Linked DNA regions of Homo sapiens: regions 1, 2, 4 and 5 are each linked to region 3. Evidence: chromatin loops called from intact Hi-C (ENCODE). Cell type or tissue: endothelial cell of umbilical vein. All regions are shown on one strand.

The links. Peaks named below come from ENCODE experiments on the same cell type or tissue, not always from the same donor. Only the 100,000 strongest peaks of a DNase experiment are listed, where the experiment ranks them.
Region 1: it touches region 3 in a loop (11-fold over the local background); 15 of 110 quality-filtered maps call a loop at or near these places.
Region 2: a loop joins it to region 3, with 16 times the contacts of the local background. A loop is called at or near these places in 9 of 110 quality-filtered maps.
Region 4: it touches region 3 in a loop (5-fold over the local background); 15 of 110 quality-filtered maps call a loop at or near these places.
Region 5: a loop joins it to region 3, with 20 times the contacts of the local background. A loop is called at or near these places in 11 of 110 quality-filtered maps.

What each region holds. Positions count from the first base shown.
Region 1 is chr5:155,001,891-155,006,890 of GRCh38, forward strand. No RefSeq gene overlaps it. Among named protein-coding and RNA genes, the nearest start is that of KIF4B, 9.4 kb to the right of the region's middle. In endothelial cell of umbilical vein, a CTCF peak has its summit at 2,657 (motif pointing left); a DNase peak (open chromatin) is centred at 2,621.
Region 2 is chr5:155,025,581-155,030,580 of GRCh38, forward strand. No RefSeq gene overlaps it. Among named protein-coding and RNA genes, the nearest start is that of KIF4B, 14 kb to the left of the region's middle. In endothelial cell of umbilical vein, a CTCF peak has its summit at 2,662 (motif pointing left); no DNase peak of the experiment used is centred here.
Region 3 is chr5:154,943,878-154,948,877 of GRCh38, forward strand. All of the region lies in intron 2 of MRPL22 (mitochondrial ribosomal protein L22), which reads left to right. Among named protein-coding and RNA genes, the nearest start is that of MRPL22, 5.3 kb to the left of the region's middle. In endothelial cell of umbilical vein, a CTCF peak has its summit at 2,003 (motif pointing right); DNase peaks (open chromatin) are centred at 1,034 and 2,014; H3K27ac peaks cover 1,318 bases.
Region 4 is chr5:154,993,200-154,998,199 of GRCh38, forward strand. It overlaps the pseudogene LOC100288010. Among named protein-coding and RNA genes, the nearest start is that of KIF4B, 18 kb to the right of the region's middle. In endothelial cell of umbilical vein, a CTCF peak has its summit at 2,722 (motif pointing left); a DNase peak (open chromatin) is centred at 4,842; H3K27ac peaks cover 1,145 bases.
Region 5 is chr5:155,144,572-155,149,571 of GRCh38, forward strand. No RefSeq gene overlaps it. Among named protein-coding and RNA genes, the nearest start is that of KIF4B, 130 kb to the left of the region's middle. In endothelial cell of umbilical vein, no CTCF peak of the experiment used is centred here; no DNase peak of the experiment used is centred here; H3K27me3 peaks cover 480 bases.

The DNA.
Region 1 (5,000 bases), 58 kb after region 3:
GGCAAGAACTGGAAGTGTCCACTATAACATTTAATGCCCTATTTCGGCCAGGCACGGTGGCTCGCGCCTGTAATCCCAGCACTTTGAGAGTCCGAGGTGGGCGGATCAGGAGGTCAGGAGATCGAGACCATCCTGGCTAACACAGTGAAACCCCGTCTCTACTAAAAATACAAAAACAAAATTAGCCAGGCGTGGTGGCGGACGCCTGTAGTCCCAGTACTCAGGCGGCTGAGGCGGGAGAATGGTGTGAACCCGGGAGGTGGAGGTTGCAGTGAGTCGAGATTGCGCCACTGCCCTCTAGCCTGGGCAACAGAGCGAGATTCCATCTCAAAAACAAACAAACAAACAAACATTTAATTCTCTATTTCAGGTCCTCAGCACTTCTTGCCTGAGTTCCTGATGGAATCGCCCAACTTTCCTTCAAGTTTTCCTCCTCTTCTCTTTCCATCCTATTTTATACAAGATGCCAGGTTATTATTCCTCAGTTTTGGTTGTGCTCTTACCACTCTCCTGTGCAAAATCCTTCGAAGCTTCCCCAAACCAACAGAAGAAAAATCCCGCTCTTTAAACTGACCTTGACAGGCACTTTCAGGCTGGCTTCCAGCACCTACCATCTCCATATGTAGAAATCTGACTTGCCCTCTAAAGCCTACATCAAATACTGTCTCCTCCAAGATGCTTCCCAGATGTTTTCTTAGCTGGAAGTTTTTACTGGCCTCTGGACTTTTTCTCCATTTTCATTAAGGTACTTGTATTAGTTTGCCAGGGCTTTCATAACAAAATACCATAAACTGGGTTGCTTAAACAATATAAATTAATTTTTTCACAGTTCTGGAGGCTAGAAGTGCAAGATCAAGGCATCGACAGGCTTAGTTTTCCTGAGGCATCTCTCCTTGATTTATAGACAGCTACCTGCTTACCAGGTCCTCTCATGGCCTATTTTTTTTTTTTTTGAGACAGAGTCTCACTCTGTGGCCCAGGCTGGAGTGACACAATCATGACTCACTGCAGGCTCAATTTCCTGGGCTCAAGCAATGCTCCCACCTCAGCTTCCCAAGTAGCTGGGGCTACAGGTGCATGCCACTATGACTGGCTTTTTTTTTTTTCTTTTTTTAAAGAGATGGGGCCGGGAACAGTGGCTCATGCCTGTAATCCCAGCACTTTGGGAGACCGAGGTGGGTGGGTCATTTGAGGTCAGGAGTTCGAGACCAGCCTGACCAACATGGTGAAACCCCACCTCTACTAAAAATACAAAAATTAGCTGGGCATGGTGGCGGGCAACTGTAATCCCAGCTACTCGGGAGGCTGAGGCAGGAGAATCACTTGAACCCAGAAGGCAGAGGTTGCAGTGAGCCGAGATCGTGCCACTGTACTTCAGCCTAGGTCACAGAGTGAGACTCCATCTCAAAAAAAAAAAAAAAAAAAAAGAGAGATGGGAATCTCTCTGTGGTGTTGCTGGTCTTGAACACCTGGTCTCAAGTAATCCTCTTGCCTTGGCCTCTCAGAATTCTGGGATTACAGGCGTGAGCCACTGCAACTGGTCTTTCTTCCTCTTACAGAGATACCAGTCATACTGCATTACGGTCCCATCCTAGATGCCTCATTTTAATTTACTATTTGAAATGCTATACCAAATACAGGCGCATGGATTAAGGCCCACCCATATGACCTCGTGTATCCCTGAATACCTCTTTAAACACCCTGTCTCCAAATAAGGTTACTGTCTGAGGAACTGCATGTTGGGACTTTGACATATAAATTTTGATGGGAGGACGCAATTCAATCCATAACAGCACTTAAAACTTCTTATTTTATTTTATGGATATTTGTGCACTTATTTTAACTCCCTTAGAAGATGGTAAGCTCCTTGAAGGCAGGAAGTATATCCTATCTCTATCCTTTTATCTCCCACAGTGTTTAATGGACTTTCTTGGACTTAGTAAATGCTCAAAATTTTTCGTTGAGTGAATGAATGTTATATAAAATAATTCTTGATTAATAATAATTTCTCGTTTCCCAAATTTTATATTAAAAAACTATATAGTGGAGATAGCATTGGGCTTGATGTCAAAGACCTGGGTTCTTTTCCCAACTCTGTCACTTTCCAGTTGTGTGCCCTTGAATAAGTCACCTAATCTCTCTGGGACTCCATTTCCTCATCTGTAAAGTGGGAATACTAACACTGTCCTGTTTGCTTTACAAGTCATTAATGAATATTAATAAAATAGTTTAGTAACCCTCAAAATATTTGGGGGCAACTACTATATACCAGGCATTGTTCTGGGCACTTGAGATATAATAGTGAACAAGCTGGGCCAGGTTCCTGTTGACAGAAGATTTTTCTCTCGGCCCCTTTGCTGGACTCGCAGCAGTGGTGCCCTGTCTACTTGGCCTGCCGCACTCAGCCCCTTCCGGGAGGGAGCATATGAGCGAGCCAGTGTGGGATCTGGCCGGCCACTCCGAGCATGACACAGGAGCAAGCTCTGTGTGGGGCCCATGGCCAGACCAGGTGCAAGGGTGCCCATGACAGAGAAGCTCCAGAGGGAGTGTTAGGGTGCTAATTAGCTCTTTTAGTTCTGCCATACACAGCCTGATGGATGGTGGCATGTTAGCAGCTCAGTCAGCCCCTGGCCCCATCATGTGGAATGGCTGCCCTCTGCTGGCAGGCGCAAAAGGCCAGTGTCATAGCCTTTTTGGGTACCCGTTCTCAGTGGGTCCCAAGCTCTTGTCCAGCATCCAAGAAGAATGAGGATATGCTGACAATCAAAGAGTGAGCAAGGCAGGGAGTTTTATTGAGTGATGAAACAGCTTTCTGTGGAGACAGGACGTTCCCCTAACTGAATGCGGGGAACCAGTGTGACTGAGTCTGGGGCTTTTATGGCCTCAGAATAGCAGGGCCATAGGTGGTATTGGAAAAGGCAACATTTGATTGGTTAAGAGGCATTATTCAGAAAGACTCAATAGGGAAAGGGTGGACAAACAAGAACAGAAGTTCTCACTCTGGCTTGTGGGTTTCATCTGGGACCAGCAGTCTGATCTTTCAGACTTCAGGCTGTTTTTTGGCTGGAAGGTGGGGTTTCACTGGTGGTCTGCCCCTATCTACCTGGGCATTTGGTTGCCTCCTGTCACTATCACTGTCCTCATTCTTGTTCTTGTGGTGAAATAGGTGATTAACAAGAAATTATTACTGATGAGTACCCAAAACAATTTCAGAAAGTGCTAAGTTCAATGCAGACTATAAAGCAACGTATGTGATAGTGGGGGCTTACCTCCTAGAAAGGGTGGTTAGGAAAGACCTCTCTGAGGAGGCATTTGAGCTGAGATGTGAAGAATGAGAAAGAAGTGGCTATTCTGGGGAGTGAGAGGTAGGAGGGATGAGTATTCCAGGCAGAGGGAGGACAAAAGGCCCCAAGGTAGGAGAGAATGAGTGTGAATATTCAAGTAAGCTAGTAGGGTAATGACATGTAAAATTTGCAGCTCAGTCAAATGCAAGGCTTCCCACCCATCACAGAAAGACCCTAGGGTTGGGGTTTTATTTCTGATTCATCCGTGGTGTACAGCTGGGGCATCACTTTCCACGTATGCAGGCTTGGGCATATCACCTTGCCTCTCATGGTTTCTCCTTCCCTGCCCTGCCTGGCTGCCAGTGTTAGGAGGGGGTCAAATGTGGCCATGTGGGTAAAGGCACTTTGAAAATATGAAGCACTGTATGTTTTCCAGGTGGTATCATTATTTGAAAACAAGTTACCTGCGATTAGGGATTTGGACTTTGAATTTTGCAAGTAGCTTGCTGATCAAATTTTCTGAGGAGAGCTGCAGTCACCCCAGCTCAGAGCTCAAAAAGGCCCATCTCAGGCTTTTCAAAGCAAATTGATAAGAATTAAGTAGAGGTAGCTGCAGTGATGTGAAAGCTGTGTTTTGTGGGGGTTGAATTCTAACTTTCTTGCCTACTGAGACTCTACACACATGATTTGGTGTGAGTAACCCCCCTGTTTGGGTGCTTGGATGCCTATTAAAACTATCTTGGGGTCAGGTCATTGTGTGTGTCTGTGTGCGTGAGATTTTACATTGCAATAGAATATTCCAGAAAAGAGCCATCTGCTCAGATGTTTTAAGCATGCCACTGCCCCCAGAACTGATGTGATTGAACATTATACACATACATCTTGAATAGTGAAATTGCACCCAGGCACATATAAATTACAGTAACAGAGCATTCTTTTTTTTTTTCAACATCCTTTCCTGATGAAAATTCTTTTTTTTTTTTTAAATTATACTTTAAGTTCTGGGATACATGTGCAGGATGTGCAGGTTTGTTACATAGGTATACACGTGCCATGGTGGTTTGCTGTACCTATCAACCCATCATCTACATTAGGTATTTCCCCTAATGCTATCCCTCCCCTAGCCCCCACCCTCTGACAGGTCCTGGTATATGATGTTCCCCTCCCTGTGTCCATGTGTTCTCATTGTGAGAACATGTAGTGTTTGGTTTTCTGTTCCTGTGTTAGTTTTCTGAGAATGGTGGTTTCCAGCTTCATCCATGTCCCTGCAAAGGACATGAACTCATCCTTTTTCACGGCTGCATAGTATTCCATGGTGTATATGTGCCACATTTTCTTTTCTTTTCTTTTTCTTTTTTTTTTTTAATTTTGAGATGGAGTTTTGCTCTTGTTGCCCAGGCTGTGGTGTAATGGCATGATCTTGGCTCACTGCAACCTCTGCCTCCCAGGTTCAAGTGATTCTCCTTCCTCAGCCTCCTGAGTAGCTGGGATTACAGGCATGTGCCACCACACCTGGCTAATTTTTTGTGTTTTTAGTAGAGATGGGATTTCTCCATGTCGGTCAGGCTGGTCTCGAACTCCCGACCTCAGGTGATCTGCCCACCTCGGCCTCCCAAAGTGCTGGGATCACAGGTGTAAGCCACCGTGCCTGGCCAGCGTGCCTTATTTTCTTTATCTAGTCTACCATTGATGGGCACTTTGGGTTGGTTCCAAGTC
Region 2 (5,000 bases), 82 kb after region 3:
ATTATACAAAGGCACACCTCTTTTAATGGCCTTCTTGCCTTATTCTTTGCATCTCAGCTGAAATGTTACCTCCTCTTTCCTTAAACTTCACTGTTATTCTGCGTGTCATCTCCTCATTGTTTTTTGGTAGAACTTATGCAATTTGTAATTATTTTATTTGTTTCTTTACTTGCTTCTGCCTGCCTATGCTACTAGAATATACTTTTTCTGAGGGCAGGGGCAATTTCTGTTTTACATTCTACTGTGTCCCAAGACCTACTTAGTGCCAGATGCAGAGTGGATGGATGTCCGGTAAATATTTGCTGGTTGAAAAAAGTTTTTAAAAAGTACTGGGGCAGCAGGATGGTGGAATAAGAGGCCCTAGACTCTCCTTTCCCCCAACAAATACACTGATTCAACAACAATTCATGGACAAATTCCCTTTGTGAGAAATACAGAAACTAGTTGAGAGGCTCTTTCACCCTGGGTGAGTGCAAAACTTGACACATCAAAGCCAGTAGGAAAATTTGACGCCCTCTCACCTCAACCCTTACCCCTGGCACAGTGCCATAAGATTGAGAAGAACCACGACTCTAGCTTCCAGCCTCTCCCTGAATAGGGAAAGAATTGAATTGCATGTACAATGCCCCAGCTTTTTCAGAGGTTCCTGAGGACTGTCTTCTGTCTTGCCAGTCTTGGACCACTGATAGGACCCAGCATACCCTAATCATCTAGAAGAGAGTAAAGATAGTGGTTTGAGCTGACAGTTGCCATAGCTCCTACCCCAGCTTAGCACAGAGTGAGCATATGAAAAACCCTAGCTCCCAGCTTCTCCCAAGGAACAGCAAGAGTTGGTCTGCATGCCCAATGCCCCACCTTTTGCAGGCACTGTCCAAATGACTGGAGTTTGTCTTGGAGTGCTGATAGAACCCAGCATAATCTAGCTGCCTGAGGTCTAGGGTAAACAGAGACAGAGGTTTATTTTATTTTATTTTTTGTTTTTTGCTTGTTGAGAAGGAGTCTTGCTCTGTCACCCAGGCTGGAGTGGCATGATCTCGGCTCACTGCAACCTCCACCTCCCGGATTCAAGAAATTCTCTTGCCTCAGCCTCCCGAGTAGCTGGGACTATAGGCGGCACGCCACCATGCCCGGCTAATTTTTGTATTTTTAGTAGAGATGAAGTGTCAACATGTTGGCCAAGCTGGTCTCAAACTCCTGACCTCAGGTGATCTGCCCGCCTCTGCCTCCCAAAGTGCTGGGATTACAGGCGTGAGCCACCGTGCCCTGCGGACAGACAGAGGTTTAGGCTGACAGTCTCCGTAGCCCCATTTCCTCACTCAGCACAGAATTAGTGAATGAAAAACCCTAGCTCCCAGCTTCTCTGTGGGGAGGGAAAGAGACCACACATCCAATGCTCTAACTTTTCTGGATGCTGCCTAAAGAACTGGCTTCTTTCTTGCCTGTCTCAGAGCATTAATGGAACCTAGCATTCTAGTCACCTGGGGGCTAGTGAAAGAAAGATAGAATTTTTACCTAGCATATAATTAGTCATCACTCCCCGCCACCCAGCTTGGTGCACAGTGAGCAGGTAGAAAAAAAAAAACAACACTCAAATTCCAGCTGCTCCTTGGGGGAGGAAAAGAGTTGGACAGCGTCTAATGATCTAAGTTTTTGGGGGGCTTCCCAAGGAATTGGCTTCATTTTTCACTTGTCTCAGAGCACCAACTGGACCAAACATACCTGGGAGTCACTGAAAATAAAGAAAGCAGGTTGGACTAGCAATAAAAGTTTGAGGCCCCAGAATTTCTGGCTGGGCTGGTTGATGAAGATATTCTCCTATATGAGGCCAGTCCATGAAGACTAGGAGAGGTGGACTTTTTTTTTCTAATGAGCAGACACCAACACAGTCAAGGTAAATTAATAAATAAATATTCAAGGTGAATGAATAAATAGGGAAATATGTTCCAAACAAAAAGGAACAAGATAAATGTCCAGAAATACCCATCATAAAGATGCTTACTGAGAGGACTTCCAGTTCCAAAATGGTGGTGCAGAAGCAAGCTGGATTTACTCCCCTTCACAGAAAACCAAAAACAAACATTGAGTGCTGAGATTATCCTAAAAAATACGCCAGAACTCAAATATGAAGATGAGATAGCTCCCAGGGCCTCAGAGAAGTGAAAAAAATTCTGAGCAGAGAATAGGACTTCCACATCTGTGATGCTCCTCCCTCCATTCTGCCCAGCACCAAGCATGCAGAAATATTTTCCCCCAATTCACTGTCTCTACACTGGAAACAGTGAGACTAAGGTGGACAACCATCTTGGATGCCCTGGCAGGAGATTTGTCCCTTCCTTAAGCCACGGGTAGCATCGAGAGTGTCTGAAGAGAGAAATATCCCTGAAGACAGGCAGAGACAAAGTGGGAGTTATGATTACCATTTCCAGCCCTGGGAACTCTGCTCTGTAACTTGGCCAAAGGAGATGCCAAATCACAGTAGCACACCACGCTGAAGGTGGTTCATTCCACAGGTCCCCTGGGCACAAACCCCTAGCCAGCTTTCCCACAATGCTGGGATATCCCCTTTAGGAGCTTCTGCATTCAGGAAGGACAGTGCTTCAATTATTTACTAGAGCTGAGGAGAACCTGGGCTTAAGGTGCCACCTAGAGCCAAAGGGGAGGCAGTGACCAAATAGTAAAGAACATCCAAGCAAACACATCTAATAAAAACCTAAACAAGCCAGTTAGAGAAGACTGGAATAAATAATTAAAGCAATACAAATACATAGACATACATCCATAAGAAGTAACAGCAAACAAGGAACCATGATCTCCCCAAACAGACAAAGCAAGGAACTAGTAACTGACCCTAATGAGATGGTGATATGTGAGCTCTCTGAAGAAGAATTTAAAACAGTAGTTTTAGGGGATCTCCAAGATAACACAAAAAAGCAAGTCAGAAATTTATCAGAAAAATTTAACAGAGATTGAAATAATTTTAAAAAATCAAACAGAAATCATGAAACTGAAAAATATATGTGCTACACTGAAAAATTTATTAGAGGGTCTCAACAGCAGAATTGATAGAGTGGAGAAAAGAATCGATGAGCTAGAAGATGACTATTTGAAAACACACAAACAGAGGAGAAACAAAAAGGATGAACAGCAAGATTGCCTACAAGATACAAAAATATTACCTTAAAAGACCAAATCTAAGAATTATGGATGTTCAAAAGGCAGCTGAGCAAGAGTACAGGGTAGAAAGCTTATTCAAAGAAATAATAACAGAAAACTTTAAAAAACTTGGTGAAGTTATAAATAACCAGGCACAGGAAGGTTAGAGAACACCAAATAGCTTTGACCCCAAATAAGACTACCTCAAGGCATGTAATAATAAAATTCTCAAAGGTCAAGGACAAAGAGAGAATCCTAAAAGTAGCAAGAGAAAAGAAGCAAATAATTTATAAAGGAGCTCCAATTCATCTGGCAACAGACGTTTCAGTGGAAGCCATACAGGCCAGGAGGGAATGGAATGACATTTTCAAAGTGCCAAAAGAAAAAAACTGACATTCAAGAATACTATATCTAGCAAAATTATCTTTCAAATCTGAAGGGGAGATAAAGTTTTTTTCCCAGACAAACAAAAGCTAAGAGAATTTACCACTACCAGATCTATCTAACAAGAAATGCTAAAGAGGGTTCTCAAATCTGAAAGAAAACAACACTAACGTGCCAAAAAAATTGAAAGTATAAAACCCACTGGTAAAATTGACTGCACAAACAAACCCAGAGTACTGTAATACTGTATTATTATTTCCTACTCATAACTCCAGTATGAAGCTCAACAGACAAATTTACCAAAAACAATAATAGCTATAGCAACCTGCTATGAGTTGGGCAGCATAAAAATATGCAAATTGAGACAGTTAAAATGTGGAGGAATGAAGTTAAGCTGTAGAAGGTTTTATTTTTCTGTTTTTTTCTTTGTCTCTATTATTTTCTTTGTGATCTAAGATAAGTTGTCATCTCTTTTTTTTTTTTTTTGATATGGAATCTTGCTCTGTCACCCAGGCTGGAGTGCAGTGGTGCCATCTTGGCTCACTGCAACCTCTGCCTCCAGGGTTCAAGCGATTCTCCTGCCTCAGCCTCCTCAGTAGCTGGGATTACAGGCACGCTCCACCACGGCCAGCTAATTTTTTTACTTTTAGTAGAGACGGGGTTTCACTGTGTTGCTCAGGCTGGTCTCGAACTCCTGAACTCAAGCAATCTACCCACCTCAGCCTCCCAAAGTGCTGGGATGACACATGTGAGCTACCATGCCCGACCAAGTTGTCATCTCTTTAAAATATCTGATTATATGTATGATATGTTTTTTGTAAGCCTTATGGTAACCATAATGTAAAAATCTATAACAGATTCTCTAAAAATAAAAAACAAATTAAAACATACTACCAGAGAAAATCACTGAACCAAAAAGGAAGACAGTAAGAAAGGAAGAGAGGAGTTACAAAACAACCAGAAAACAAGCAACAGAATGGCAGTACTAAGTCCGTACATATCAATAATAACACTGAATGTAAATGAACTCAATTCTCCAATTAAAGGGCATAAAATGGCTGAATGAATAAAGAAACAGGACCCAACTATATCCTGCATACAAGAAACCCACCTCACTTATAAAAACACATATAGACTGAAAGTGAAGGGATAGAAAAAGAGATTCCACACAACTGAAAACCAAATGATGAATAGAAGTGGTGAGAGTAGGCATCCTCGCCTTGTTCCTGTTCTTACGGAGAAAACTTTCTGTTTTTGCAATTGAGTATAACGTTAGCTGTAGTTTTTACATATATAGGCTTTATTTATTTTTATTTTTATTTTTTATTTTTTTGAGACGGAGTCTCGCTCTGTCCCCCAGGCCCGAGTGCAGTGGCGCGATCTCGGCTCACTGCAAGCTCCGCCTTCCGGGTTCACGCCATTCTCCTGCCTCAGCCTCCTGAGTAGCTGGGACTACAGGCACC
Region 3 (5,000 bases):
GGTCTGAAACTCCTGGGCTTAAGTAATCTCCCACCTCAGTCTCCCAAAGTGCTGGGATTACTCTGTAGGCTATATTTGTTAGCTGACTGACAGTTTTCAGTTTTTGAATTCCAAGTCTCCTATTTTACTGATGCATACATTTGAGAAGTTTTGTGACTTACTGAAGGTTACACAGTTAAATGTCAAAGTGAGGATCTAAACAAAATATTTTCTGGGACTACAGGTGCAGGCCGCCATACCTGGCTAAGTTTTGTATTTTTAGTAGAGATGGGGTTTCACCATGTTGGCCAAGCTGGTCTCAAACTCCTAGGCTCAAACGATCCGCCCGCTTTGGCCTCCCAAAGTGCTGGGATTACAGGCATGAGCCACCACGCCCAGCCAAAAAAATATTTTTTTTTAGGAGACAGAGTCTCACTATGTTGTACAGGCTGGTCTCGCACTCTTGGGCTCAAGTGATCTTCCCACCTCAGGCTCCCGAGTCTCTGGGATTACAGACGTGAGCCACCAAGCCTGTCTGTACCACCCTTTAGATGGGGGCATATCCTCTTAAGCTTTCCTCAGTTTCCAACCATGTGTAAAATTTTGGCATAGTTATTTACACTCAGTCCTCTTACCTTACCTGTCTCTGTATTCTTTCATTGATTCTACAAATATGTATTTAGTGCCTGCTCTGAGCTGGGAACTATTCTAGCACTGAGGATTTTGCAGGGAACAGGAACAGACAATAATCCCTTGCCATTGTGGGGTGTACAATATAGTAAGGGGGGCAAATAAGCAAAATAAGTAAAATATAGAGTATATTAGATAGTGACATCTGCTTATGAGAAAATAAAGCAGAGATTGAGAATAAGAAGTATGTGTGTTTGAGAGAGGAACTTGTAGTTTTAGATAGGGAAGGCCTCACTAAAAGATAATCTTTGAGTAAAGATTTGAAGGAAATGAGGAAGCATGCTGTGCTAACATCTGAACAAACAGCATTCTGTGCAGATAGAATAGTAAGTGCAACAGCTCCAAGGAACCATATCTGGTGTCAGGAACAATGACAAAAAGGAGAGGGATAGTGATAGGAGATGAGGTCAGAGAGGAAGGGGCAGTCATAAATCATATAGAGCCTTATTATTTTTTGTAAATACTTTGGCTTTTATTCTGAGCAAGATGGGAAACTGTTGTAAGGTTTTGAGCATGGAGTTATATGATCTGACTTATGTTTATGAGTGGTTCTTTCTGGCTGCTGTGTTGAGAATAGACTGGGGTGGGGATGGGGAGCAAGGATGGAAGCAGAGACCGTTGGCTATTTCAGGTATGAGATCATGGTGGCTTGGATTAGGGTGGCCGTGAAGGTAAGTGAATGGTTGGATTCTGGCAGTATGTTAACCACACCTGACAGATCTTGTTGATGCATTGGATGGGAGGTGTGAGAAAGAAGGGTGACACCAAAGTTTATGACCTGAGCAACTGGAAGGGTAGAGTTAACCACTTACTGAGCTAGGAAGACTTCCAGAGGAGCAGGTTTGGGGAGAATATTAGTAGGTCACTTTTGGGTTTGTTAAATCTGAGCTGTTGTAAGCATCCAAGTAGAGATACGAGTAGGCAATTGGGTATATGAGTTTATAGAGTTCAGGGAACGGATGTACATTTGGGAGTCATCAATGCATGGATAATGTTTAAAGCTGCAAAGCTGGTTGACTTCACCAAGGGAGTGAGTGTAGATAGAAAGAGTCCGAGGATTGATTCCTGCCTAAGGCAGCCAATATTACAGACCAGGGAGGGAGACAAGGAAACAACAAAGGAGACTGTGGGGGAGTGGCCAGAGAGGGGAGAAGAAAACCCCAAGTGTCCTGGAACCCAATTAAAGAAAGTGTCTCAAGGAAGAGTGAGTGACCAGAGATACTTAGGTCACTCTCAGATGAGGACTGATAATTAGAATTAGAATTTGTCTGTATTTTCTGTTTTAAGGTTGCTTCATTTTGTTTTAATTGAGTGTTATTCCAGCAATTGGCCAGGAGAGGGCACATAGGAACTTTTGATTTGATATTCTGTGCTTCTAAATTAAGAACCCCATTTGGAATAATACTTTAATTTAATTTGATTATAGTAGTTTGGTCTTTGCTTGATAATTCAGTTCATGAATTATTTGAGTCCTGAAAGTATTATAAGAATTCAGAAAGCTTTGACATTATTAATTCATAGTATGTTTAATTTATGAAGCAACATATTTAATTCACCAAATATGTATTGAAGATTTGAAGAGCGCAAGGTACTGTGCTAGGCGGGTACAGCAGGTATGGGCCTGACTCAAGAAATCTTTCAGATTGGTTTGTAGCAAAGGGGTTCATGTTTCTGTCATGCTGTTGGTGATGAGATTAGAGATAGAATTAAGGTTAGGAGAGGCCTTATAGATGATGTAGTCTAATTCCTCTTTTCACAGACAAAGAAACCAAGGTCCAAAGAGGTGACAAACATAGTGTACCCTACTCGCTAATTACAACTACATAGAACCATAAACGTTTATGATTATAAACTTGAGAAAAAACTTTGAAATTGTGTATTTAAAGCTTACAGTTCACAGGACTTATTTGGGGGCTGGGGACAGGAGAGATTAACTGTTCAAAGGGCCTAACTTTGTTTTATTTTTTATGCCCTTAAAAAAAGAAACACGGGTGTGGTGGCTCACACCTGTAATCCTAGCACTTTGGGAGGCTGAGATGGGTGGATCACCTGAGGTCAGGAGTTCAAGACCAGCCTGGCCAACATGGTGAAACCCCGTCTCTACTAAAAATACAAAAATTAGCCAGGTGTGGGGTGCGGTGGTGCGTCCCTGTAATCCCAGCTACTTGGGAGGCTGAGGCAGGAGAATCGTTTGAATCCAGGAGGCGGAGGTTGCAGTGAGCTGAGATCGCACCATTGCATTCCAGCCTGGGTGACAAGAGTGAAACTCTGTCTCAAAATAAAATAAACAAAACAGAGGCAAGGCCTTGCTATGTTGCCCAGGCTGGTCTTGAACTCCTGGCCTCAAACAGTCCTCCTATCGTGGCCTCCCAAAGTGCTGGTATTGCAGGCGTGAGCCACCATACTTGGCCAAAGGGCCTAATTTAAAAATAACACTAGCCATCAGTGTTTATCATGGGCTAGACATTGTAGGATGCACTAAATTATTAATCCATCAACAGTATTAAGTAAGTATTATTTTCCTCATTCTACAAGTAATAATATCTAAAATTTATTGAGCCCTTTTAAGTGTCAGGTTAAGTATTTTACTTGCATTTGAGCTTCTTAAGAAGGCTATGAGGTAATTATTATTAGTCTATTTACTGATGGGAAAACTGAGACCCAGAAAATTATATGACTTCCCCAAGGCCATTCACCTAGTAAATTAGAGTTAGGATTTAGACCAAGGTCTGCTCGACTCTGTAGCCTCAGCTGTCACCACTCGGCTTATTTTAGCAAAATAGGCCTTCATACATCATGTATCCTAATTTTGTGCTTTTCAGTTAAGACATTGGAACCTAAATGTGGATGGCAAAGGTATTGATTTTGTTAGGTATTTTGATGGCACTAATCTTGATATTAGGATAGGAGATAGTGAACTTGGGGTAAAAATGATACACTAGAATAGATTTGTTTGAGTCTTTGGTCTAAATGGCTTGAAGACTAAAAACAAAGGTTTTGTTTGCCAAGTAAATCATCCAAGTTGCATATTTGTATGAGAATATGCCAATATACAACCACTTTGAGTATATAAGTCTGAGTTAAATGTTTACGCAGTATCCACGTACCAGACATTGTTCTTGGTGCTAGAATACAAAGAAAGTCGGACTTGCCCTTTAAATGCTCAACATCTGTACACTTAGTACAATAACTCATTCTATTATAGCCACTTACGATAGTACAGTGGTCTAAGTCATTGCTGTATGGCTGGCAAGAACAAAGTATTAAGACAACGCGAGAATCATGATCAGATAAGGGATTAGGTGATGTTTCACATTGAGGTGACATTTGAGCTAGAACTTAAAACAGGATAAGCATTTCATTCAGGAGATAATAAGACGAGAAAACAATTTGAATAAAGGCTTGTTCAGGGAACAATGAACATCTATGTGGCTAGGCTATAAGGGCAGATTGGGTCTAGATTATGAAAGGCCTTCTATGTCTCGCTAAAGAGTCTGGACTTCGTATTGTGGGCAGTAGGGAAATACCAAAGTTTGCTGTGTTAACTTTTTATTTGGATATGCCCAGACATATACAAAAGTAGACAGTTTGATGAACCTCCATGTATCCGTCACCCAACTTCAACACTTACTACTTATGGCCAATGTTATTTATAACCTGTACTCTCCCTCATCATATTTTGAAACACTCCCCCCACTGTATCATTTTCATAAATATTTTACTATTATCTCATTAAAAAGCATTAAATATCCATTTGATATTTAAACTTCCAATGGCTTCGTAACTGTCATACTTTATAATAGTTCACACATTGAAACTAATTGATATTTCTGTTAAATCTCTTACTCTGTAGGTTTTTTATTCAACCCTCTCTTTTTTTTCTTGTAATTTATTTGTTGGAGACAATTGGTTGTTTTGTAGCGTTTTCTATACCTTGGATTTTACCGAGTGCATCCCCATGATATTACGTAACATGTTGTCTTTTCTCTGTGTTTCCTATTTTGAATCTAGGGGCTTGAGCCCCCAGTTTCATTTTGGGCAGGAAAGACTACTTTGTGGATGGTGGGTGGTGTGTTCTTCCATAAGGAGGCACATAATGCCTCCTTTATCCATTAGTTTATTAAGGATTATAAGATGATGCTATAATAATTTGCTATTCCTTCATTACTAACTTTATACAAGTCAAATTTTTCCTCATCTACTACTTGGAAACTTAATGGTACAGTTTGTATAGGAAAGACAGGATAAGTCTTGTCTTTTTCTTCATTCTTTCTCTTCATTCACCAGTTTTCAAAATAACAAGTTGGCTCACTAGCATTTTCTAATGGTAA
Region 4 (5,000 bases), 49 kb after region 3:
TTGTTAGCATGAACTAAGCATGTAAAGCATTTAACACAATGCAGGGAGTATTACTACCATTCAATAAATGGTAGTGGCTATTATAAGTAATAATTCTGTTATCTGTTGTATCTGCCTGAGCATAATATTGGTTGCCAAGATCCAGAGGTAGCAAGAAGTTTTGTCTTCAGCTAAATCCTTTAAAAACAATCCCAAACCCCAACAGCCTATTGCGGGGTGGGAGGTGTAGAGACTTGGCAACAATCAAAGATATTATTATTGTCTTAGTTTTTTTGTTTTGAAAAGATCTAATAAATAGCATTCTTCTTCCGTGTCTGAGTGAGTCTTAAACCAATTGAAAAATAAGACAAAGGGCAGCTGCTCAGGCAGCAGATGCTGGAAGCCAGGCCCTGGGCATCATGCACTACAAATTTAGTGGCTTCAAGCAGAAGTTGGTGGGAGCATGGGCTTTGAGGCCTAAAGCCCACAGGGATTAAAGCCTGTGGTTTCCCTTCCCCTCCTTTCCCCTCCTCTACTCTCTCTTCCCCTCCCTCCCCCCTTCCCTCCCCTCCGCTTCCTTCCCCCTCCTCTCCCCTGTCCCCTCCCCTCTCCCTTCCCCTCTCCTCCCCTCCCTCCCTTCTTTCCTTCCTTCCTTCCTTCCTTCCTTCCTTCCTTCCTTCCTTCCTTCCTTCCTTCCTTCCTTCCTTCCATCTTTCTTCATGGAGTTTAGCTCTGTTGCCCAGGCTGGAGTGCAGTGGTGCAAACTTGAGTCACTGCAACCTCCACCTCCCGGGTTCAAGCAATTCTCCTGCCTCAGCCTCCCGAGTAGCTGAGATTACAGGCACCAGCCACCATGCCTGGCTAATTTTTTGTATTTTTAGTAGAGACAGGGTTTCACCATGTTGGCCGGGCTGGCCTTGAACTCCTGACCTCAGGTGATCCACCTGCCTCGGCCTCCCAAAGTGCTGGGATTACAGGTGTAAGCCACTGCGCCCAGCCAAGCATGTGGTTTTCACAGAAGCACCACCTATATCATGTTTGCTACACCAACTAAACTGACCTCCAATTCCACTGCATGTGAATCTGCTGGGAAAAACAAAGTTCCAGAACTGCAGAAGTTTTTCCAGAAATCTGACAGTGTGACCATCCACCTGAAACAAGGCCTGCCTGACCAAATGCATTATGGGACAGCCATGGTGCTGAACTGTGGGAGGGACCATCTACTACCTGATCGCCCTCTTCATGGCTTCACAGCCCTCAAACTAAGGAGTTAGTTAGGTTGCAGAGGACTGGTTTGCTTTTTGGTGTAAACCCTTTGAATTTTCCTTTTTCCTTTTTCTTTTTTTTGAGATGGAGTCTCACTCTGTTGCCCAGGCAGGAGTGCAGTGGCGCCATCTTGGCTCACTGCAACCTCCGCCTCCTGGGTTCAAGCGACTCTCCTGCCTCAGTCACCCAAGTAGCTGGGAGTACAGGAGCCCGCTACCACACCCAGCTAATTTTTGTATTTTTTAGTAAACACAGGATTTCGCCATGTTGGGCAGGCTGGTCTCAAACTCCTCATCTCAGGTGATCCTCCTGCTTCGACCTCCCAGACTGCTGGGATTACAGGCATGAGCCACCTTGCCCAGCCTGATTTTTCATTTTTGATTGTTTCTGTTAATTTTTTTTTTTTACTTGGATGGCTTACTTAACATTATTGCAAGAAGAATAGAAAGATATGAAGACAGTGTTTCTGTTTGTTTAGGAAAAGCATGTGGCTTCAGAGCTCATTCGATGGTTAAAACTATCATTTAAACAAGTGATGCCGTGCTCTATGCTTGTGTTCCTGATTTCCCTGGCGGTTCTGGTTGCCCACGGGCTTATTCACATCAGTCTGTGCTGAGGACCTTAGGGACTTACTTGAGGTCGCATTTTTGAGCATGGGGTAGAGAAGCCTTTTTGGATTTGGATACAGCTGAGGAAAGAAAACAGAAGCCAAGGCCAGGAGCATAAAATGAGGGGCTCAAGTTAGTAGTCACCTTGGGGATTTTTCTATCTTGCAGTAAAATCTTAATAGAAATTATCTGTAGTCTGCCTCTATTCATTGGGCAGTTCATTTCAAAGGGCTATTGGCCTCATCTCTGATCTTTAGTGAAATTGTGTGTGTAATGGTGTGTATTTATTCCATGATGGGAACAGAGAACACTTGTTTAGTGTTGCACTTTAGACTGGTGTCTTCTTTGCTAATGCAGCTGTGCCACCAATTCTCCGTTATCTTTTAAAAATATTGTGGCTTTAAATTATGACTTATTTTGACTGTGGAATAAATACACGAATGAAAAAAAAAAAAGAAAAATAAGACAGAAGGCTGGGGAGATATAGCTGATTTTGGAGATTAAAGGGATTTCATATTGCTGAATCCCCGAATGAGACTTCTCACCCCACCATAGACAAGGCTGGATCACTGGACAGCTGCCCAGATTGTGGTCTGTCCTTGATACACTTACAGTATGAGGGAACAGAGGCCATGCTAGCCCCTTGCAATAGGGCACGTTCCTAAGCCCACCAAACAGGGCAGGGACTCTGCCTCTAGGAGCGAAGCCAGGAATGGCCCTAGGGGACCATCTTCCAAATAGAAGGAAAGTCATGAGAGAGAGAGATGCCTCTTCACATTGTTTAGCTATAGGCCCATCCGAGTGGTCTCCATGACAAGGCAGGGGCTTCCTAGACAATGAGATAGCTGTCCTGCTTCTGCCCCCATGTGGTCTGACATGGGGGAACGCCACTCTACTGCTGGGGACCCTTCCTTTTACATTCAGTAAGAAGTCCTTTGTTACAAAGGAAATAGAATAGCAAACAAATAAACACAAAACCTGGAAACAGCCTAATTTTGCCCAACATTAGGGGAATAAACTAAATTATAGAATATCCATTCAATGGAATGGTAAGCCATTTAAAAAAGCTGTTTACAAAGGGCTTATAATAATGTGGGAGTTATGTGGCATTATGTTATAACGTCAAATGAAAAAAGTATGGTACAGAATTGCACATATAGTATGAACTTGGCTATATTAAAACCTCGCTAAGATTATACGTAGAAAAATGAACAATTTGGGAGGAAGTTTCCAAAATATTCACAGTGGTTGCCTTTTTGGTTAGTTTTTTCCTATAGCTTACAAATTTTCTATAATAAGCATGTATTTCTTTTGCAATGGAAAAACCCAACTTTATTTAAAAAATAAAACTTTTTTATAATGGCAGAGGTTACTCATTATCAGTCAAATCAACAATTTAGAACTTTATAGATTCATAAGATTACAGAATGCTAATGCTGCAAGGGACCTTAGAGATTGTCCTAGTTTAAGAATTAAGACTGGGCGCGGTAGCTCACGCTGGTAATCCCAGCACTTTGGGAGGCCGAGGCGGGCGGATCAAGATGTCAGGAGATCCAGACCATCCTGGCCAACATGGAGAAATCCCGTCTCTACTAAAAATACAAAAATTAGCTGGGCGTGGTGGCATGTGGCTGTAGTTCCAGCTACTCAGGAGGCTGAGGCAGGAGAATCGGTTGAACCTGGGAGGCGGAGATTGCAGTGAGCTGAGATTGCACCACTGCACTCCACCCTGGTGACAGGACGAGACTCTGTCTCAAAACAAACAAACCAAACCAAACCAAACAAAAAAAAATTAATTAATTTTTTTTTTTTTGATGAGGGAGGGTGATGGATCCCCTTTAAGGATCTCCTAGGAACTATGGCTTACTTCCTGATACCTTTTTTTTTTCTGGGGTGGAGTCTCACTGTCACCCAGACTAGAGGGCAGCAACGCCATCTCAGCTCACTGCAACCTCCGCCTCCCGGGTTCAAGCAATTCTCCTGCCTCAGCCTCCCAAGTAGTTGGAATTATAGGGATACACCACCAGTTCCAGCTATTTTTTTTGCATTTTTAGTAGAGACAGGGTTTTACCATGTTGTCCAGGCTGGTCTCGAACTCCTGACCTCAGATGATCCACCTGGCTTGGCCTCCCAAAGTGCTGGGATTACAGGCGTGAGCCACTGTGCCTGCCCTGTTCCTAAGATCTTAACACATTTAAACAACATCATTTAAGTTGCTTTTAGTTTCAAGCTACAGAAAGCCCTGCTCAAAGCTGTTTAAACAATGAAGAAAATTCATTGGCTCATGTAGCTAAAAACTTCAGCCACCTCTGCCTCTTAACAGTTACATCTCCACCACCTTGTCTCTCAACAGCTACAGCTGCAGAAAAATCTCATGCAATTGGTGGAACTTATCTTGCAGCTGGAATCTTAACTTTGAGAAAAATGGATTAGGTTTCCAATCTCTCCAGGTGGAAAGAAGACGAAATGGCAGTTAAGAAAGCCAAGCCACTGATTCTGCCATGATGGATGCACGAATACTATGAGAAAACAGATAGAGGAGCAATTGGTCATCAGTGTGGTCACTGTATGGCCTTCAACAAGCCCTTTTCTACTCTGGATCTCCATTTCCTCATCTCTAAAATGAGGCCGTTCAATTATGTGATTTGTAAGGGCCTCTTCAGTCCAGCTATTTCAGAAGTTTGTGAAAGACACCCTAGCTCTGACCCAGAGTTAAACAATTTTCTTCCTGGGAGTATTATCTTCCCAGCTGACAGGCCAGACCTACACATTTGAACATAATCATTAAACACCTGGCAAGAAGTGCCACCCCACATACAGTTTAATAATTCACATTCCAATCCAATTACTGTGAGTTTCATAAACAAGGGCTTATTAGAATATGATCGCTTCCTCTGAGTAAGCAGGTTTTTAGGAAATTACAATGATTATCTTCAAGATACAGGCATGAATAATATAATCATTCCTCCTCCCTCCTTGTTTTTATCGTTTCCTTTCATGCTGTCTCAGATGGGAGGTCTCTAGCCGGCAGCGACTCAAGCCAGCACCTCTCCCACCCGGGGCCCTTTCAGCTCCTGGACATAGTTCCTCCCTGTCTCTTCATTAGAACCCATCTGTCCTGGGTCCTTAGGGAGCTTAGGGATTTGT
Region 5 (5,000 bases), 200 kb after region 3:
GGGTCCATGGCTGGCAAAATGGGTAAGACCTCTCTCCAGAAGCTTCCCCTCTACCCAGAGTACAGTGTGGTGGTTATGAGTTTGGTTTTGGAGTCAGGCTGCCTGAAACCCTTTCCTTGCCCCATAATAGTTATATGGCTTTGGCAAGTACCTACTTCCTAGGCTTGTTAAGGGGGTGAAGTGATAATGTATGTAAGTGTGTGGTATAATTTCTGGTACATAGTAAGAACACAATTAATGCTAGTTGTTTTTAGTAGTGCTATTACTACTACTACTACTTATCTGAATTACTAAAATTCTACATTAGGCTATACTAATGTGCAGAACTTCTGAATCAGTAGGTTCAGATTGGGGCTGGGCAATCTGCCTTTTTAACAAGCCCCTTGAGTGATTAGGATGTAGGTGGTTCTCAGACTACATTGTGAGGAGTGCTGCATTGGAGAAATCCATTGCTGTTAGGACTCAAGGTTTTAGGGCCTTAGGATAGCCCCAGTCAAAAGGTAGGCATCTTTGCAAGGGGCTATCTCTCTTATCAGTTTGTTAATAAGTATTCATTCAGCAAATAGTTCTGGGAAACTTGATGTTCACAGTGCACTGTGCATGAGCACATAGAGATCCCAATAACTGCACTTAGAATGCTCAGAGACCAATGGAAGAGGACACAAAGTTAATATGGGTGCCACTGGTGGTATCTAAAGGATTGAAGGTGTTGTATGAATACATCTAAACATGTTAACTATTGTGTATTACATTCTTTTTTGACATGGGATACTAGTTTTTCACTTAGAGTATATAATAATGACACTATATACAATAAAGTATATAGTAAAATTAAGTTTATAAGATAAAACTATTTCACTTCAAAAAGTAAGTTGATGTAAACAAATATAAGAAGTAAGTAGTAGAAATGGTAGGCAGAGTGAAAATCCTGGAAGGGGTACATGAATGACTGAAGTTTAGGAAATGCTGCATTTTAGGTAGAAGGATAGTAATGTTATACCAAATATAGTTCATTAAAATAGCGGAGAGGCCAGTGAACTCAACCTGGGAGAGTAGGCAAGTTTCACAGAGGAAGCAGGAGACTTCCTCCCTCTTCTTCCCCACTAATAATATAAACATCATGGGAAGAACACTCACCTGTATAGAGTGCCCACACGTTCTCAGTGCTTTATATACTTTATATACTTTGACTCATTTAATTCTCATAACAACCCTGTGAGGTGAGATGAACACCATCCTCATTAGATGAGGAAATCAAAGTCACAAAGCTAGTAGGAAGGAGGATTGAGCCCAGGCAGCCCATTCTGAACTCTAGCTCCAAACCGGTATTCCATCATCTGGACCTGGTTACGAAGTATAGCAAGTGGTTATAACGAGGGCTTGGAGAAGATGTCTGAGGTGTGTGTGTGTGTGTGTGTGTGTGTGTGTGCGTGCATGTATAGGCTTGACAGGACTGGCTACATGATTTGGGGGACCCAGTGCAAAATAAAAATGCGGGACCCTCTTGTTCAAAAAAAACATTAAGAATTTAAAAATGGTGACAACACAACATTAAGTTAAACATGGGGCCCTTCTAAGCTCGGTGCTCTGTCTGTGCACAGGCTGCCATCCACGAAGCGGGCTCTAGGACTATAGGTAAGATGAAAAGGGATGCAAAAAAGACAAAGGATGGATTCCAAGACTGTGCATCTCTCTCTCTCTCTTTTTTTTTTTTTAAATAACTGACCTGAGGAGCTGTTGTTATAAAGCAGTTTTCTCCTGGGCCTTTGCCTTTTGAGGAGAAAGAAACCTCTTCTCCACAAACACTAAACCCGATAAGGAAGGTTCCAATACTGAGATGACTTCAGAGACCTTAACACAGCTCCAAATGTCAATATACCTTCAACAGGCTCTGCAAATAAGAGTCCTGTGGGTAATTACATTTTTAATAAAATACAGTTTGCAGATTGATAGTCAAATAGATTCCCTGTCCTGGAAGCCCGATTTTTCTTCCTAGTCCTGCCACTGCACCCTACTCATGCTGTTCCCTCGTACAAATCCTTCATAATTGGGAAAAGAGTTGTTCATTAACTTAAACCTTCTGATACTTTCAGTTCCTGCTAATGCATTGTGTGAAAGAGCTTAATGTTATGAAAATTGCCATGTATTGCCTCATTTTCATATTGTACCTGTTTAATGAAATGAAATAGAAATAAATTATTGTTGGACTTTGTTGGTAGCTACAGACCACAATGATAAATAATCATATGTATGAAGTTTTAATTGAAATTTTCACAGACAATGCACATGCGTGGTGTTTTATTAAACAATCTTGATACATGAGATACTAGATTTATACAATGTATTTCAGGAATCATTATTTACTTTTCAAGGTGATTTTTAGCTTTGCAAAAGCATTTGCTATAGGTTTCTTTTAAAGAACAGCTTCTTTAGATAGATTTGAAAGAGACTTTCATTTCAGAAGGAATCAATTTATACACAATTGTTTAGGATGCCCACTTTGTGTAGAGCAAGGTACACCTGTATTCCCCTGGAAAAGAAGTAATGTGCCTCTGAATTCTGTGTTGTTTTGTGTTTAGGACTGGAACTGGCTTCAGCATCCAACTTTCATTTCACTAATTCTGCATTTATGAGTCCTATTATGAGTGGCTTTTGATCTGAACAAATATGCAGTATTGTCAAATTAATGCCTGTTTTTAAAAAAATTCCTTTTCATAAAACATGCCATCTGTGGGACAATAAGGAGCTTCTCTGGTGAATTCTTCTTGTAGAGTGGTGATTGTCAGAAGCGAGTACACATTCACAGACTTTAAAAGAGCAATACTTTTTAGAAGGAAACTGAACTGGTTTCTTAGTGCCCCCTGCAGGGAAAATATGCATATTTCTATAAACAGGATAATTGTCAGGTTCACTGGATTTCATTCCTTGTCTAACACAATACCTGACACATAATACGTTGGCAATAATGGATAAGTGCATGACTGAGTCAAGGAGACATTGCTCTAGAATATCTCAGAGAGTGAGATAGTAACCAATTATTTGAAACCAAATAAATTGAGTCAAAATTTCCAAACAACGAATTTTCTGTTATACATATGAAGATGTGGTCATAAATAGGCTCACAAGATATCAGACAAAGGTGCTTATAGGTTTAAAGCTAATCTAGTCCAACCTTGAGACAGTAATAACTCATGGTGATGATGATGATGATGATAATGGTGATGATGATATAAATGCCATTCATTGAGCACCTACTACTGTAGACTGTTTATACATGTCACCTAATTCCATCCTCACCCTAACTTTGCAAGATAGAGATTATTATACTCCTTTTACAGATTGGGAAATGGACACTCAGAAAGGTGAAGTAAATTTCATCAAGGCCACACAGTTAGTAGCTGGCATGAATTTTTTTGGCTCCAAAGTCCACATTCATTTTCCTTACCATATGATCTCTACACAAGATCCTAGAGCTTGCCAGTGGCTGGGGCAATATCAGTGTTCCTGGTTCTGTGTCAGGCTGCTACCAGAAACTCAGACAAAAGGGCAAAAGAAATGCAAATCAGCATGCTTCAAAAGATATATTTTAATTGTAACAATCAAGGGTCAGAGAATGGGGGCATTGGCCATCCTCAGGGTCTTTTGCAAACTCATCAAATGGATTAGGGTTGTTCATGGGATATTTGGAGTGATCAGGGTGAGATGAACCAATATAGACAAAAAAGCATACAATTTGCAGTTATGAACTTCATTTTAAATTATGAATTGACAACTCATTAGCTGTATGAGCTTGAGCAAATCCCATATTCCCTTTGAATTTGCCTCCTCATTTACAAAATGGGAGCAGGATGCTTTACAAATATCTACCTGACACAGTGGTTATGATATTAAATGAAACCGTGTCTAGGAATGTTTTCTAGACCAAAATATGGTTTCGTGCATTCTTTGTCTTCATCACTTGCATTTCTTTTCTAAAAATTTTATAGTTTTTGGTTTTTGCTTTGTTTTATAGACATTTTAAGTTTTTCTTGTGTGCTTTCTTTGATTGCTTTAATGACAAGCAGTGATTTCCCCTTTATAATTGGAACAAGTGTAATTTGTTATGAAGTTTATTGAAGTTGGAAAATTATGTTAGGCAACTGGATTATAAAAATCATTTGCACAGAAGAGGTTGGAGGGAATAAGTTTAACAATAGTAGATGTGAAAAAGTCTTTGGAATGTCAGCTGATGGTAAGCTCAGTGGGAGCCAGGGCAAAGTCAGCTGGGTTAATTAATGGGTACTGAGTGCCCAGAACAGAGGAGATAACAGTACCTGAGCTAGTGTCAGCCAACACTGTGAATATGCAATTACTAGAGTTTCACTTTCAAAGGAGTGTTGTTTCACATCCTTGCCAATACTCAAGAGTCATCAGTCTTTAATTATACCTATGTTAGTGGGTAAAAAATGGTATCTCTCTGTGGTTTTAGTTGCATTTTCCAAAAATTACTTTTTCCCCGGTCCTGGGTGTTTCAGATTCCTGAAAATTAAATATACACCACCCCATAAACCCAGTTATTCCACTTCTGGATATTTAGTCAAGAGAAATGAAACATACCTTCAAACAAAATGTATAAAAGAATGTTCATAGTAGCTTTATTCAAAACAGCCCCAAACTGGAAATAGTCAAATGTTGATCCACAGGAGAATAGAAATTATGGTATATTTTGGTATATTTCCACTATAGAATAACAATAAATAAATAAATAAACAGAGCAATAAAAATGGAAAGAACTTTAGGCAATACCTGACTTATAATTGTACATGTTATGATTCTTTCACTTTACATGGTGTGAAAGCAACACCATTCAGTAGAAACTGTACTTCTCTCGAGAGTCCGGGCAGTGGTGGTGAGCTGCAGCTCCATCAGCCACGCATATTTTGACTTACTTCGAAGGATTTACTGGGATGTAATTCCATTGTAAGTGGAAGAGTATCTGTACTGTAATTTATAACAACATG